Regions from separate parts of the Homo sapiens genome. Here region 2 is linked to region 1. Evidence: read pairs that join two places in POLR2A ChIA-PET (ENCODE). Cell type or tissue: MCF 10A. All regions are shown on one strand.

Region 1 (8,000 bases):
TGGCTCAGTGTTTTGTGAAGTTTTAGTCAATATATTGGCCAGGGCTGCAGTCATCTGAAGGCTTGACCTGAGCTGGAGAACTTGCCTCTGAGATGGCTCACTTCATCTGGCTGTTGGCAGGAGGCCTCAGTTTCTTACTTACTATATAGGCTTCTTCTCCATAGGAGTGCTTAAGTATCCTCCTGACAAGGCAGCCAGCTTCTTTCAGAGAGGATGATCCAAGATATATAGAGAGAAGCTACCATGTATGGAAGTTACATTCCGTTATTCTGCTGTATTCTGTTGATCACATGGACACAGTGTGGGAGGGGACTGCATAAGAACCTGAATACCAAGAGGGTGGGGGCCATTAGGGGCCTTCATGGAGGCTGGATAACCCAGAGAGCAGGAAATTTGAGGGTAGCTGGAGAGGAAAGTGGGACCCTAGCAAGTTTTTTTGTTTTTAATTGATGGAAACAATAACATATTTGTTTGTTGCACCAGTAACGATCCAGTATAGAAGGGAAAATTATTGATGCAGAATGGAGAGTAGAGAATTGTTGGAGAGTTATTACCTTGGCGAGAGGGGATATGATGTGGAGCATAAGTAAAGGAATGGGGACTCGGCTTTGCACAGGATGAGGGTAGTCCACTTAGAGTGGCAGGAGGGAAGACAGTATGTGTGTCAAAAGATGCTACGAGGTGCTGAGATGGGATGGTGGGAGGTTTGTGGATGTTCTCTTCTGGTTACTTCAGTTTTCTCAGTGAAATGGAAAGCAGGGTCATTGAGAATGAGGATGAGAGAAGAGGTATCAGGTTTCAGGAGGGAAGAAGAGAAGTTATAGTCACCAAGGACAGTGGGAGAGTGAGTGGACCAAGGAAATGCGTGGTTTTGGGGGGAGCATTAATGACCCACACAAGATTCAGGGTCATGAATTTAAGGCAAGATCAGTCAGTATAGTTTTCTGTGTTTTACTCTAGCCACATTCAGCTATACAAATGCAGGTGGGGAGGCAGTGAAGAGGTAGATTTAACCAGTGTGTGGTCTGTCCAAATGAGTACAAAGAGAGAAAAGGCAAGGGATTGAAGGGCAAATTATTACAATGTTTGATCTTAGAATTTAACCTGCTTAAGAAGGAAGTTTAGAGCATAGGGGTGAGGAATGAGGGAAAGTAAATATAACTTAAGATCAATGGATGGTAGGGCCTGATGGGGTTGAAAGATTACTGGAGTCAAATATTAGAGGGAATGAACTAGAAAGATAGGTGGAGGCTGTTAAAGGATGTCTGAGATCAGGTGGAGGACAAGATCATTAGGTAGAGGAGCTCACAGACAGGAGAGGCCACAATATTGGAAGGGTCAGGCATACATATGTTAAAATCACCAAGAATTGAGAGAGAAGAGTGACAGTAAACCGGCAACTAGAATTCTTGAGACAGGAGAACGGGTAACTTGGGGAGCAACAGATGGCAGCGATAAGGAGACAGTTGGTATATGGTAGTTGGACCTCTGGTTCCAGGCTGGGAAGAGGAGGGAGGGGTGGGGAGGAAGCATCAGTGAGGAGCAAGAAGGACCTCCTCCCAGTTCCAGGTTCAGCAACCTGATAACTGTGACAGAAAGAACAATGAGGACCAACATTGATCCTGAGGAGATTCAGGTTTAGTCTGGAGCAAAAAGGTGGAGGGGGGCCTTCAGAGATGTTAAAGATCTAGGGAACCGTTACTTCTGGAGGTTACACCGGAAGCCTCTCAAGAGGTGGGGAGGGGTGGGCAGTAGGCATAGAAGATGGGGACAGAAGAGGCATAGCCTTCTGGGAGATGGGCAGTGGGAGCCTCTGGCTTCTGTACTGATTTATGTCAGTGAGGACACAAGATAAAATGATGTTAGCCCTGGTTCTGATAGGTGCTCAAATAGGGTGGTGAGGCTTTGGATGCTGGAGAGTAAGGAGAGTGGAGCTACCTTTTGACTCTTGCAGACAGAAATACCCAGAAATAGGTCTCAGATCGTTGAGACTGGAACAGATTCTACCTAGCTTGTAGCAAGAGAAGACTGAAGCCAGCCTTTCTTACCAGGGTAATGAAAAGGAGAAATGGCTGGGAAAACGGAAGACAAATGTTACTACTTGAATTTGGTGTGCTGGTAAACTGGCTCTCAAAAAACCCCCCAAACACAAATTTCTGTGCTATAAGTACTCCCACCTTGCCAGTTTCAGGCTATCAGAGGTTTCATCAACCAGCTTGTAAGATTCCTGAATATTGGACAGCTTGGCTCTCGATAGTCCTTGATATGAACTCTCTAGCATACCACACACTTTAGAGCAGACTCTATTTTCCTTAAAATATTTGTGTACCGTTTGAATGCTTTAGAGCAGGGGTCTGCAATCCCCGGGCCACAGACCATTACAGACGCAGCCTGTTAGGAAGGTGAGTGGTGGTTGAGTGAGCATTACAACCTGAGCTCTGCCTTCTGCCAGATTAGCAGTGGCATTAGATTCTCATAGAAGCTCGAACCCTATTGTGAACTGTGCGTGCGAGGTATCCAGGTTGTGTGCTCCTTAGGAGAATATAATGCCTGATGATCTGAGGTGGGACAGTTTCATCCTGAAAACCATCCCCACACCCCACCCCCATTTGTGGAAAAATTGTCTTCCGTGTAACCGTCCCTGGTGCCAAAAAGATTGGGGACTGCTGCTTTGGAGTTCTACTAGTAATCCTCAGTTTTGCTTCTTTGTGACTCTTAACCTTATGGAACCTCAGTTTCTTTGTAAACAGAGGGTATTAGCACCTGTTCCTTGGGTTGTTGTTGTAAGGATTAGAGAATAAGTAGAACAAAAGTTCCTGGAATGGTGGATACTATTGATATTATTATTGCCATCACCTTAATGTAAAGCTTTATTACAAAGGAACTCAGTTACCAGAGGATAATACCTGTATTTTCATATGCAAAGGCTGGAGTAGAGATTGGAGTTAACTTTTTAGAGAGCAATTGGGTAACACATATCACACATCTAAGAGCATGGGTTTGATCTAGTAATTTTACTTCTGGGACCTTTTCCAAAGAAAATAACTAAGAATATGTGGGAAAATGAAGCAAGAAGATACTTGTTTGCAGTACTGTTTGTAAGAGAGGAAAGGTGGAATCTACCTAAATGTCTAACTATTGTGCAACAAAAGACTTTACCTTACTAGAAACAAACGGATAGAATGTAATTGATTATGTGGAATAATGGTTCATTGTAGTATAAAATAGGTTACAAAATAGTAGGTACTGAATGATCCAATTGTATTAAAAGTGCAAAGAATATGATCTGAAGAACAAAAATAAGTGATTGTATTAACAATTAATAGTGATAGCCTCAGACAAAATTAAAAAAAAATTTTTGGGGTACATAGTAGGTGGATATATTTATGGAGTAGGTGAGATTTTTTTTTTTTTTTTTGAGATGGAGTCTCGCTCTGTCACCCAGGCTGGAGTGCAGTGGCGCGATCTCGGCTCACTGCAAGCTCCGCCACCCGAGTTCACGTCATTCCCCTGCCTCAGCCTCCTGAGTAGCTGGGACTACAGGCACCGGCCATGATGCCTGGCTAATTTTTTGTATTTTTTTAGTAGAGACGGGGTTTCACCGTGTTAGCCAGGATGGTCTCGATCTCCTGACCTTGTGATCTGCCCGCCTCAGCCTCCCAAAGTGCTGGGATTACAGGCATGAGCCACCACGCCCGGCCGTAGGTGAGATATTTTGATACAGGCATGCAATGTGATAATCACATTAGGGTATGGGGGTAGCCGTCACCTCAACACATTTCTTTGTGTTACAAATGCATTTATTTGTGTTATAAACACATTTCTGTGTGTTACAAACATTCCCAGGTAAGTCTTTAACTTTTCTTTTAGATTGCTTCTATTTTCTGAGATTATAATGAATGTGACTTGCTTTTGTAATAAGAAAACAAGAGACTGTGTGTGTGTGTGTGTGTGTGTGTGTGTGTGTGTGTGTGTGTGTAGTGCTGTGGAGTAGAAAACCCTAAAGGTGGAGACATACATTTAGCTTTCTTATTAGTCATGAATGACTGTGTAACTGTCTCTTCCATTCTGTTGTCAAAACCCACACCCAGTCCCATGACTGTAAGGGTACTTGAAGGGCAAGGGAGGCATAGAACCAAGCTCATTCAATGCCTTAGGAGCCTGGCAGCAACTCAAGAACTATGGTTTTGTTGATTCCCATAACATTGAGTCTCTTTAGGGATCTCAATAATTTTTAGCTAGGAGAGAATCAAACTGGAATTGAGATGGAAAATGTCTGTTGAAGGCCACTCAAAAGAAAAACGTGTAAGATACAAGGGAAATTTAGCAGTTACAGGTCTTTCTAAAAAAACGAACTGCTATTTTTTTTAAAGTCTTTCTGTGAATATTGGTGACTTAGCACAATGCATTTTCAAAAAAACAGGACCTTGTGATTGTCACAAGTTCCTCAAGAAATTAGAAACCAGGAAATTTACTCTTCTGTAAAACAGTCTGTGAGTCACAGTTAAACAAGCATAGTAATGAAGCTGTCAGATTCGGTGCTATTCTTGCATCAGATGACTTCCTAGATAATTGAAATATTTTCTGAAATTTGTTTACCTTGAGCTAAGTAGAAAGCAAGTTGTATGTCCTTAACACAATTATGTTTTATTCCATTGTTCAGCAGGTATAAGAGTAAGTCAGCTGTTTAATTATGTGTATAATACTAATAAAAGGGAGCACTAACACTGTTAATTTAAAAATCTGGCCCCGTGCGATGGCTCACACCTGTAATCCCAGCACATTGGGAGGCTGAGGTGGGCGGATCACTTGAGGCCAGGAGTTTGAGAGCAGCCTGGCCAACATGGCGAAACCCGGTCTCTACCAAAAGTATAAAAATTAGCTGGGCATGGTGGTGCATGCTTGTAATCCCAGCTACTCGGGAGGCTGAGGCAGAAGAATCACTTGAACCTGGGAGGTGGAGGTTGCAGTGAGCCAAGATCGTGCTACCGCATTCCAGCCTGGGCGACAGAGTAAGACCCTGTCTCAAAAAAAAAAAAAAATCAGATAATTAAAGAGAGAAAATAATTTACTGGTTTTAGGAAAGTGAGCAGCTTTAGAAACAAGGTAGACCAGGAGAATAGCCCTGAGTTAAGTTATCAGACACCTTCTCCTTTTCCTTTTTCTTTGTTTCTTTTCTATTCTTCTTCCCTGTCCTCTTTATCTCTCTTTTTTCTTCTGTCTTTATTCTTTTCCTTCTTTGTACAAAGAGAGAACTTAATGTGCCAGACAGTTGTTTTAGGCACTGGGTTGTATGTCAATAAACAAAAGTGACAAAACCTCTGCTTGCATAGACTGTACATTCTAGTACTTACAGATAATATATAAGTAAATGTATATAAAATACTCTGTGGTGTTAAGTGCTATGAAGAAAAATAAAGGGGGGGCAAGGGATAGAGTATAATTGGGCAGGGGTGGGTGGACAGAGAGGAGAGGGTTCACTTCAATTCCATTTTTCAATTTTGTTTAAAAACTGAAGGCCTCTCAATAGAGGTGACATTTGAGCAGAGATCTGAGTGATATGAGGGAGTAAGCCAGGCAGAAGAAGAAGCAAGCACAAAGGCCTGCAGTGGGAAGATGCCTAGGTGGACCAAGAACATGAAGGAGGCCAGTGTGGCTAGGGGAGGTGGCGGTGAACGAGGGAGGCCAAGCAGCAGGGAGCTAGGTCGTGTAGGGCCCCATTGGGTACAGTAAGCTCTCATCTGAGTGAATCTGGAAACCTTTGGAGAAGTTTATTACAGCAGCTAGTAGTACTCTAATACAGATATTCATATTTATTTGTGTACCATTACGTATTTAATTCCTTTGTACCTAGGAGTAATTCAAGTAGCAGATAATATGACTGTGTTATTAAATACAGGTTTCATTTCAATAATCAGTAATGCATGTGGTAATTTTTTTAAAACCACGTTTCTGAGATTTTCTCTTATTGCTGGCCTGCTTGGATAAGTAATTTTGTCCTCCTAGAATCTGCTAGCAAATAAGTAAGGTGAAAAGAATTTCTTTATTTTATTTTAATTTTTTATTTTTTTGAGACAGAGTCTTGCTCTGTTACCAGGCTGGAGGGCAGTGGCGGGATCTCAGCTCACTGCGACCTCCGCCTGCCGGGTTCAAGCGATTCCCCTGCCTCAGCCTCCTGAGTAGCTGGGACTACAGGTGCGTGCCACCACACCTGGCTAATTTTTTTTTATTTTAGTAGAGACAGGGTTTCACCATGTTGACCATTTCCTGACCTCATGGTCCGCCCACCTCGGCCTCCCAAAGTGCTGGGATTACAGGCGTGAGCCACCATGCCCAGCCTTTTATTTTAAAATTATGATAAAAAATTGATCATCTTAGTCATTTAAGTTTATAGTTCGGTTGTGTTAAATATATTGTTGTGAAACATATCTCCAGAACCTTTTCATTTTGCAAAACTGAAACTCTACCCATTATATAACAACTCCCCTTTTCCTTTTCCCCAACAGCCACCATTCTCCTTTCAGTCTCTATGCATTTGACCAGTTACTCATAGAAGTGGAATTACCAGTATCTATCCTTTTGTGACTGCTTATTTCGTTTAGCATAATGTCCTCAAGGTTCAACCATGCTATAGTGTGTTAGAGCTTCTTTCTTTTTGAAGGCTGGATCATATTTTATTGTGTATAAACATCACATTTTGTTTATCCATCTGTTTGGTGGACAACTGGTTGCTTCTACCTGTTGGCCATTGTGAAGAATGCTGCTATGAACTTAAGTGTGCACCCACTAGAGAGTTCTCAACAGATTGACAGGATGTGATCTGATTTATGTCCAAAAACGTTCACTCTGACCCTTCCCTTCCCTCACTAAGTGAGACTTGGTGTTTTTTTCTGCCATGTTTCTAATGCTCACAAACAGTGTCTTGCACCTAGTGGTCATGCAGAGATATTTGAAGAAATAAATGACAGAACTAAACACAGTGAGGCAAACTCCGGAGGCCATCATGTCAACTCAGATATATATTAGGATATATTAGGGCAGTGGGCCTTTTCTATTTGCAGATCATAGATCTCACTGAAAATTTGATGAAAAATACAGAACTTTCCTCTGGAAAAAAACAGTTTTTATCTCCTTGACTCTCTCAATACAGAATACTTCTGTGACTTCTGCTCACCAAGAAGTGTGTGGGGATTTCTCCCTACCAGCAGCCAGTTCTCTGGTGGATTCTTTAGTGGACACCAGCTGCGTGTCCTCTAATTCAGTTCCGTTCTGATGCTCTCTTGCTGGAGAGAGCACAGGGTGAGAGTGCTCAGCCTCACACGACTGACCCCCACTTTGAGCACCAATCGCAAGTAATAGGTTCTCACCTATGCTTCTGACCCATCTGTTCTAAATTGGGGTTCCCCCTACTCGATACACTGATTTGACTGATTTGCTAGAGTGGCTCTCAGAACTCAGGGAAACAGGTTTACTGGTTTATTATAAAGAATACTACAAAGGGTACTGGTGACGAGATGAAGAGAAGCATGGGAAAGGCACATGGGAAGGAGTGTGGAGCTCCTGTGCCCAGTACAGGCTCACCACCCGCCAGGAGCCCCCACATGTTCAGCTCTCTGGAAGCTCCCCAAACCCAGTCCCTTTGGGTTTTTAGGGAAGCTTCGTTATGTTGGAATGACTGCATAAATCATTGACTACTGGTGATAGGCCAGGCGCTGTGGCTCATGCCTGTAATCCCAGTGTTTTGGGAGGCCAAGGCAGGCAGATCACAAGGTCAGGAGTTCAAGACCAGCCTGGCCAATATGGTGAAAATCTGTCTCTACTAAAAATACAAAAATTAGCCAGGCGTGGTGTCGGGCACCTGTAGTCCCAGCTACTCGGGAGGCTGAGGCAGTAGAATTGCTTGAACCCAGGAGGCGGAGGTTGCAGTGAGCCGAGATTGCACCACTGCACTGCAGCCTGGGGAATAGAGTGAGACTCCATCTCAAAAAAAAAAAAAAAAA
Region 2 (8,000 bases), 55 kb after region 1:
CTTCCAATCCATGAACATCGACTATCTTTCCATTTTTTGTGTGTCCTCTTCAATTTCTTGCATCAGTGTTTTATAGTTTTCATTATAGAGACCTTTCACTTTAATTCCTAGGTATTTTTTTTTTGTAGCTATTGTAAATGGGATTACTTTCTTGATTTCTTTTTCAGCTTGTTTGCTATTGGCATATGGAAATGTGACTGATTTTTGTATGTTGATTTTGTATCCTCCAACTTTACTGAATTTATCAATTCTAATAGATTTTCGGGAGGGGTTCAGATTTAGGTTTTTCCAAATATAAGATCATACCATCTGCAAGCAAGTATGATTTGACTTCTTCCTTTTCAGTTTCAATGGCCTTTATTTCTTTCTGTTGTCTGATTGCTCTAGCTAGGACTTCCAGTACTGTGTTGAATAACAGTGATGAAAGTGGGCATCCTTATCGTGTTCCTGATCTTAGAAGAAAGGCTTTTAGTTTTTCCCTACTCAGTATGATACTAGCCATGAGTTACTCATATATGCCTTTTATTGTTTTGAGATATGTTCCTTATATACCCAGTTTTTTGAGGGTTTTTATCATGAAGGGATGTTGAAGTTTATGAAATGCTTTTTCAACATCAGTTGGAATAATCATATGGTTTTTGTCCTTCATTCTGTTGATATGATGTGTCAGATTGATTGATTTGCATATGTTGAACCATCTTTGCATCCCTGGGAAAAATCCCACTTGGTTAGGATGAATGATCTTTTTAATGTGTTGTTGAATTCAGTTGGCTAGAATTTTCTTGAGAATTTTTACATCAACATTCATCAGTGATAATGACCTGTAGATTTCTTTTTTTATTTTTCTTTTTTAATAATTAGGTATTCAGTATCCAAAAAAAAATTTTTTTTTTTTTTGATAAGTCTTTGTCTGGTTCTGGTTCTGTTGCCAAAGTGCCAGGGATTCTGTTTAGGTACTGCTGCTCACTGGACAGAAAACCAGTCAATGAGACAACAGTTATTGCCAGGGGAGAAGGCTTTAATTGGGTGCCTGCAGCTGAGGAGATGGGAGATCAGTCTCAAATCATCTCCATGGCCAACTAAAATTAGGGGTTTATATACAGGGAAGAAATGTAACCATGTGTGGGAAAACAAGCGTTAGGGAGGGGTGAGGAAAAGAAGTTGGTCAACAGGAAGTAGGTGGTCGGTTAGGCAATCATGATGGGTGGGGGATTTGAACTCTCATTGTCCAGGTGCAGTGATCTGGTAAGTTTCAGCTCCTTCATACTCTGGGAGGCCTGATGGGTGGTTTCCTGAGAAAGGAACTTGGATAAGACAAATGAAACTTTTTCAAGTGTTAAGACTGGGAGAATCAATTTCTATGTCTATTCAGAGAAATTTATCAGCTCTATGCAACAACTTGGTTGGTTTTAATGCATGATCTTTTTAATGTGTTGTTGGATTTGATTTGCTAGTACTTTATTGAGGATTTTTGCATTAATATTCATCAGTGATACTGGCCTGTAGATTTCTTTTTTTGATGTGTCTTTTGTCTGGTTTTGATGTCAGGGGATTACTCACCTTTGAGAATGAGTTTGGAAGAAATATTCCCTCCTATTTTTCAGAATAGTTTGAGAAGGATTGGTATTAGTTCTTCTTTAAATGTTAGGTAGAATCAGCTGTGAAGCTATTGGGTCCTAGGATTTTCTTTGCTGGGAAGCTTTTTATCACTTTGATCTCATTACTTATTATTTATCTGTTCAGGTTTTGGATTTCTTCATGGTTTGATCTTGGTAGGTTGTATGTGTCTAAGAATTTATCCATTTCATCTGAGTTTTCCAATTTATTGGGATGTAGTTGTTCATAGTAGACACTAATAATCCTTTGACTTTCTGGGGTATCAGTTCTTTTTTTTTTTTTTTTTTTTGAACAGAGTCTTGCTCTGTTGCCCAGGCTGGAGTGCAGTGGTGCAATCTCAGCTCATTGCAACCTCCGCCTCCCAGGTTTAAGCAATTCTGTGCGTCAGCCTCCCAAGTAGCTAGGATTACAGACACGTGCCATCATGCCCAGCTAATTTTTGTATTTTTAGTAGAGACGGGGTTTCACCATCTTGGCTAGGCTGGTCTTGAACTCCTGACCTCGTGATCCACCCACCTTGGCCTCCCAAAGTGCTGGGATTACAGGCATGAGCCACCGCACCCAGCTGGTATCAGTTCTAATGTCTCCTTTTACGTCTTTGATTTTGTTTATTTAGGTCTTTTGTCTTTTTTTCATAGTCTGGCTAAAGGTTTGTCAATTTTATTTGTCTTTTCAAAAAATCAACTTGTTGTTTTGTTGATTTTTTGTATTGTGTTGTTTCACTTTTATTTATTTCTGTTCTGATCTTTATTCTTTGCCTTTACTAATTTGGAGTTTTCTAGTTTTCTAGAAACTAGTTTTCTAGTTCTTTAGGATGCATTTTTAGGTTGTTTATTTGAAGTTTTTTTAGTTTGTTTTGTTTGTTTGTTTGTTTTAATGTAGGTGCCAGCCAGGCCCTTGTCCTTCCCTTCAGGGCAGCAAGTTCCCCCAGGCCCCGGGGTAGGTCTAGAGATGCTGTCTGGTCACTAGGGACTGGAGTCAGAAACCTTAGAAATCTGCCTACTTTTCTGCCTGGTATTCTGTTCTACTGTGGTTGAGCTAGCACTCAAACCATGGGACACAGTCCTTCCCACTCTTCCCTCGCCTCTTCCACAGGCAGAGGAGCCTCACCCCATGGCCACCACCACAGGCCCATGGGGATTACTGCCAGGCTACTGCTGATGTTCATTGAGGGCCCAAGGCCTTTCCAGTCAGTTTTTAGTGAATGCTGCCAGGCCCTGGGACTCACCCTTCAGGGCAGTGGGCTCCCCTCTGGCCCAGTGCAGATCCGGAAATGCTGTCCTAGAGCCAAGTCCTCTTACTGGGAGCCCCAAGAGCCTACTTGGTGCTCTACCCCACTGTGGCCAAGCTGGTACCTAAATTGCAAGATAAAGCCCCTTTTACTTCTCCCTCTGCTTTACTCAAGCACGAGAAGTCTTTCACCTTAGCCACCACAGCGGGGAAGGGGCTGGGTCTCACCTGAAGCCAACTCATCCTGTAGTCTAACCCAAGGTCCATGGCGTACTACCTGGGTATTGCTGCTGATTATTTAGGGCCCAAGGACTCATTAGTCAGCAGGTGATGAATCCTGCCAAGACTGGTTCCTTCTGTTCAAGGCAGCAGGTTCCTTTCTGCCCCAGGGTATACCTAGAAATCCATTAGCTGGGGCCTGGAATGGGGGTCTCATGACTGCCTGGTGTTCTTGTAGCAGGAAGAGCCGCAGACAAAACCCCTCAGACACCGAGTTAAAGAAGGAAGGGGTTTATTTGGCTGGGAGCATTGGCAAGACTCCTGTCTCAAGAGAGCTCCTGGAGTGAGCAATTCCTGTCCCTTTTAAGGGCTCACAACTCTAAGGGGGTCCACGTGAGAGGGTTGTGATTGATTGAGCAAGCAGGGGGTACGTGACTGGGGGTTGCATACACTGGTAATTAGAACGGAACAGAATAGGACAGGGATCTTCACAGTGCTTTTTTTATGCAAATAACCAATTAGGTCAGGGGTTGATCTTTAACTACCAGGCCCAGGGTGTGGTGCCGGGCTGTCTGCTTGTGGATTTCATTTCTGCCTTTTAGTTTTTACTTCTCTCTTTGGAGGCAGAAATTGGGCATAAGACAATATGAGGGGTGGTCTCCTCCCTTATTCTGTCTTACTGTGGCTGAAGCTGGTATCCAATATGCAAGATATAGTCCTCTTTTCCCTCTCCTCTCTTCAAGTGGAAAAAAGGGGTCTCTTTTGGAGCTGCAGACTGTGCTGCCTGGCGTTGGGAGAGGGATAGTGCAAGTACTCTTTTAGCCATCCTGGCTGGTGTCTCAGTAGGTCATGTACCCCACAAGTCCACTGGCTCTGAGCCCAGCTCAGCACCAGGACTTGCCAGGAGTTGCAGTCCTTGTGGCTTAGAGTGCCTTTCAAGTTCATTTAGAGCCTCAGAGCACTTAAGCACGCAGTGGTAAGGCTTGCCAGAACTCAAGTTCCCACTACGGGGATAGGCATTTAGGCGATTCCTCTGTGGCTAGCGCTGGTCTTAATGTTCCTTCTGTGAGTGGGCATTGGCCTCAGCCCGATTTACTTTCCCCTGTGACAGGACAGCACTGAATTCGGTGCAAAGTCTCACAATTGCTGTGCTTTTCTTTTCCCAAGCACACAGATTCTCTCTGCGGCCCATGGCCACTGCCAGGAGGTGGAGGAGGGGTGGCATCAGCAATTCAAGACTGTCTTTCCTACCCTCTTTGGTGCCTCTTTCGGTGGTCTGAAGTTAAAACCTGGTACTGATTTCTGGTTCTTATGAAGGTGCCGTTTTTGTGATAGTTGTTAAATTTGGTGTTCCTGCAGGGCTGATGATCAATAAAGCTGTCTATTCAGCTCTCTTGCTCCACCCCTCTCCCGCCCCATATTTTTTTTTTTTTCTGAGACGGAGTCTCGCTCTGTCACCCAGACTGGAGTGCAGTGGCGTGATGTTGGCTCACTGCAAGCTCTACCTCCTGCCATGCCATTCTCCCGCCTCAGCCTCCTGAGTAGCTGGGACTACAGGCACCTGTCACCACGCCCGGCTAATTTTGTTTTTGTATTTTTAGTAGACACAGGGTTTCTCCGTGTTAGCCAGGATGGTCTCAATCTCCCGACCTCGTGATCTGCCCGCCTCGGCCTCCCAAAATGCTGGGATTACAGGCGTGAGCCACCGCGCCCAGCCACAACCCAGACTTTTAAGAATACAATTCTATAAGTTTTTGAAAAGATTTCTACTAAATATTTTATTTTATATATACAAAAAGGAACTCAGAAGTAGATGTATTACTGTTATAAAACAACTTACCAATTTAATTATGAGATATTTATTTAGCATCTGCTATGAACCAAGTGCTGTATGACATACAGCATTTTGTTCACAATGGTGAACAAAATAGACAAGATCCAAAGCATTATGGGCCTTACATTTTAGTGGAGAAAGTAGACAATAAACAAACATTATGGTTTGAGGTGCTTATTACTTATTCACATGGAAGTATTAAGTAGACCATATGATATATTGCCTGCATCCCAGAGACAAACTGTAGATTAGTAATATAAGTTAAGGAAATATCGGAATACATATTGTATTCATAGCATTGGCTATGTATAAGAGCACTTTGCAAGAGATTTTGGAAGAAAGTAGAGTGCATGAGCTCTGAGGAACTCCATCAATTAAACAGTTGCAGGAGGAAGGATCTGTAGACAGATTGAGAAGTAGTTGCTGAGAGAAAATCTAGAATCCAGAGTGTTTAGAACGGAAGAAGTGAGTCACTTGTGTTGGATGCTATTAAGCAGTCATTTAGGATGAGAATGGGTTAAACTTCATATATAGAGATTGTTTGTGATTTTAGTATTTGTGTTTCAGTGGTTTCAGAAGGAAAGACGTTAGATGGGAATGAATTAAACAGTGAATGGAAGGAGGGAAGGGAGAGATGGGCGCATTACAGATAGTGGCTCATGTCTGTAATCCTAGCACTTTGGGAGACCAAGGCAGGAGGATTGCTCGAGCCCAGGGGTTCAAAACTAGCCTGCGCAACATAGCAAGACCTCATCTCTGCAGAAAATTTAAAAATTAGCCAGGTGTCACCATGCACCTGTAGTCCCAGCTACTCAGGAGGCAGAGGCTGCAGTGAGCCACGATCACACCATTGCACTCTAGCCTGGGTGACAGAGTGAGATCCTGTCTCTCTAGAAAAAAAAGAAGAAATAACAACTCTTGAGAAAAACAAGTACTACATAAACTGCTGCCTTACCTTCATGACTCTATCCAAACGAATACCTGAGATTTTTCTCTTTTCATCTTCATCTTCCAGGCCTTCTGCAGCCTCATAGCAAAGATGAGGGCATCATTGCTACCATCAGCATTGCTACCGCCCTTTCGGGAGGTTTGCTTGTAAAGGGAGCACAGAAATGGGATTGCACTGGAGGGTATGAGGGGTTAGGAGAGTGGGGCTGACCTTTAAACAGGAATAGAAGACCTACTCCTCCACTGTGAAAGGAAGAAAGGGAAAATAAGTAGAGATTCCTATCAGTTTGTACATTTGAAAGTGGGAAAATGATTGTTTTATTTGGAGCTGAGCCCTAGAGAGGCAGAAAAGAGTGTTGGATTAAAGAGAAAGATGATATAAAATGACTTCTTGAAGAAGAATGGATCAGCTCCTGTAGGCAAGGTAATTGAGCAGAGAAAAGAGCAAGCTTGCTGAGTGATTCTTGGGTCTTTGCTATGGTTGGAAGCCATCGCTGGTGTTGATATTTGCAATGGTTTTGTGATTTTTCTCCCCCCAGCTCTAGAGGGAGAGATAGGGTTATATAACAGGGTTTTTCCCGCCTCCCTAGGAAGAAGGATAGGGTTGATTGGGCACGGTAGCTCACAGCTGTAATCCCAGCACTCCGGGAGGCCAAGGCAGGCGGATCACGAGGTCAGGAGATCGAGACTGTCCTGGCCAACATGGTGAAACCCCGACTCTACTAAAATACAAAAAGTACCCCGGCATGGTGGTGCACACCTGTACTCCCAGCTACTCAAGAGGCTGAGGCAGGGGAATCCCTTGAACCCGGGAGGTGGAGATTGCAGTGAGCCGAGATCGCGCCACTACACTCCAGCCTGGTGACAGAGCAAGACTCTGTCTCCAAAAAAAAAAAAAAAAAAAAAAAAAAAAAACAACAATAACAAAAACAAACAAAAAGCAAAACAAAAAAAGAAGGGGAGGGTTATATGGATGGTTAGAGTCATCCAATCATGTAAAACTCAGTTAATTGTGATTTCTCACTGGGAATAATTGCAACAAGACCTTCTCAGCCTTAAAAATATATATACTGAATGTAATCTAACTTTTTGATTTCTGAGGCTTTCATTATATTAGTAGGGACGCTCTGATAGTTAAAGTGACTGCCCTAGGTTCAGTTTAACAAGTTTTTTTCTAATGCACACCACAGTGTTAGGCTCTGCCGTCTTTGAAAGTTAAAATCCTTGCCCTAAGCAGCACCTGCCTGTGGTGAGAATGGTACATGCTGTGAGAGCAATGTGTACCCTGTGCCAGGGAAGCACTGAAATGGTACCTTCTCCTGAACAGGCTGGTGGACAAAGTGGGGATTGTCCTGGGACACTGCCAGGAGGGATAACTAAAGTAGTCAATTGCCTTGGAACTTAGAAGATCCATTGTTTAAATTCATTTTTATAATAGAAAATAGTGCGTGGTGGCTCATTCCTGTAATCCTAGCACTTTGAGAGGCCGAGGCAGGCCCATTGCTTAAGTCCAGGAGTTTGAGTCCAGCTTGGACAACATGGTGAAACCCCGTTTCTAAAAAATTCCAAAAAAAATTAGCCAGGCCTGGTGGTGTGTACCTGTTTTCCCAGCTACTAGGGAGGCTAAGGTGGGAGGATCATCTCAGCCCAAGGAGGTTGAAGCTGCAGTGAGCCGTAATTGTACCACTGCACTCCAGCCCGGGTGACAGAGTGAGACCTTGTCTCAAAAGAAGAAGAAAAAAAAAAAAAAGAAAGAAAAGAATGGCTACAGTGCCAGGTCAGACTGTAAATCCAGTGAAAATATTACATGTTTTCAGTAAAAAATATTTTAAAACAGTATTGTTTAAAAACTTAGAAGTTAAGAATTTTTAAGCATGATATTCATTTTGAATGCTAGTGTTGAGAAAATATTATTTCATTGGTAAAGTAGATTTCAGATTTTGTAGAGAATTTTTGAATTTTTGTAGAGAATTTTGAGTGAGGCTTTTAAGAGCTAGTCAATGACTCTCTTGTATTTAACTCATGTTAGAAACTTCTGACTTTCTTTTTTATTTGTGATGCACTTTTTTAAAAATGCGGTATTACCAGCTATAAATGAAATACTGAAAATGAAAGATTTTATTTATTTTGGGAGTAACTGATAAACATTGGA

Evidence for each region. ChIA-PET counts read pairs that join two places held together with the same protein. Peaks named below come from ENCODE experiments on the same cell type or tissue, not always from the same donor. Only the 100,000 strongest peaks of a DNase experiment are listed, where the experiment ranks them.
Region 2: POLR2A ChIA-PET joins it to region 1 with 40 read pairs; 6 of 35 experiments call an interaction of 5 or more read pairs at or near these places.

Annotation. Positions count from the first base shown.
Region 1 is chr18:12,603,576-12,611,575 of GRCh38, reverse strand. The region is part of intron 2 of SPIRE1 (spire type actin nucleation factor 1); the gene reads left to right. Among named protein-coding and RNA genes, the nearest start is that of SPIRE1, 51 kb to the left of the region's middle. In MCF 10A, a CTCF peak has its summit at 6,853; DNase peaks (open chromatin) are centred at 3,045, 4,075 and 4,505.
Region 2 is chr18:12,548,203-12,556,202 of GRCh38, reverse strand. The region is part of intron 2 of SPIRE1 (spire type actin nucleation factor 1); the gene reads left to right. Among named protein-coding and RNA genes, the nearest start is that of SPIRE1, 110 kb to the left of the region's middle. In MCF 10A, no CTCF peak of the experiment used is centred here; DNase peaks (open chromatin) are centred at 1,969, 3,142 and 3,952.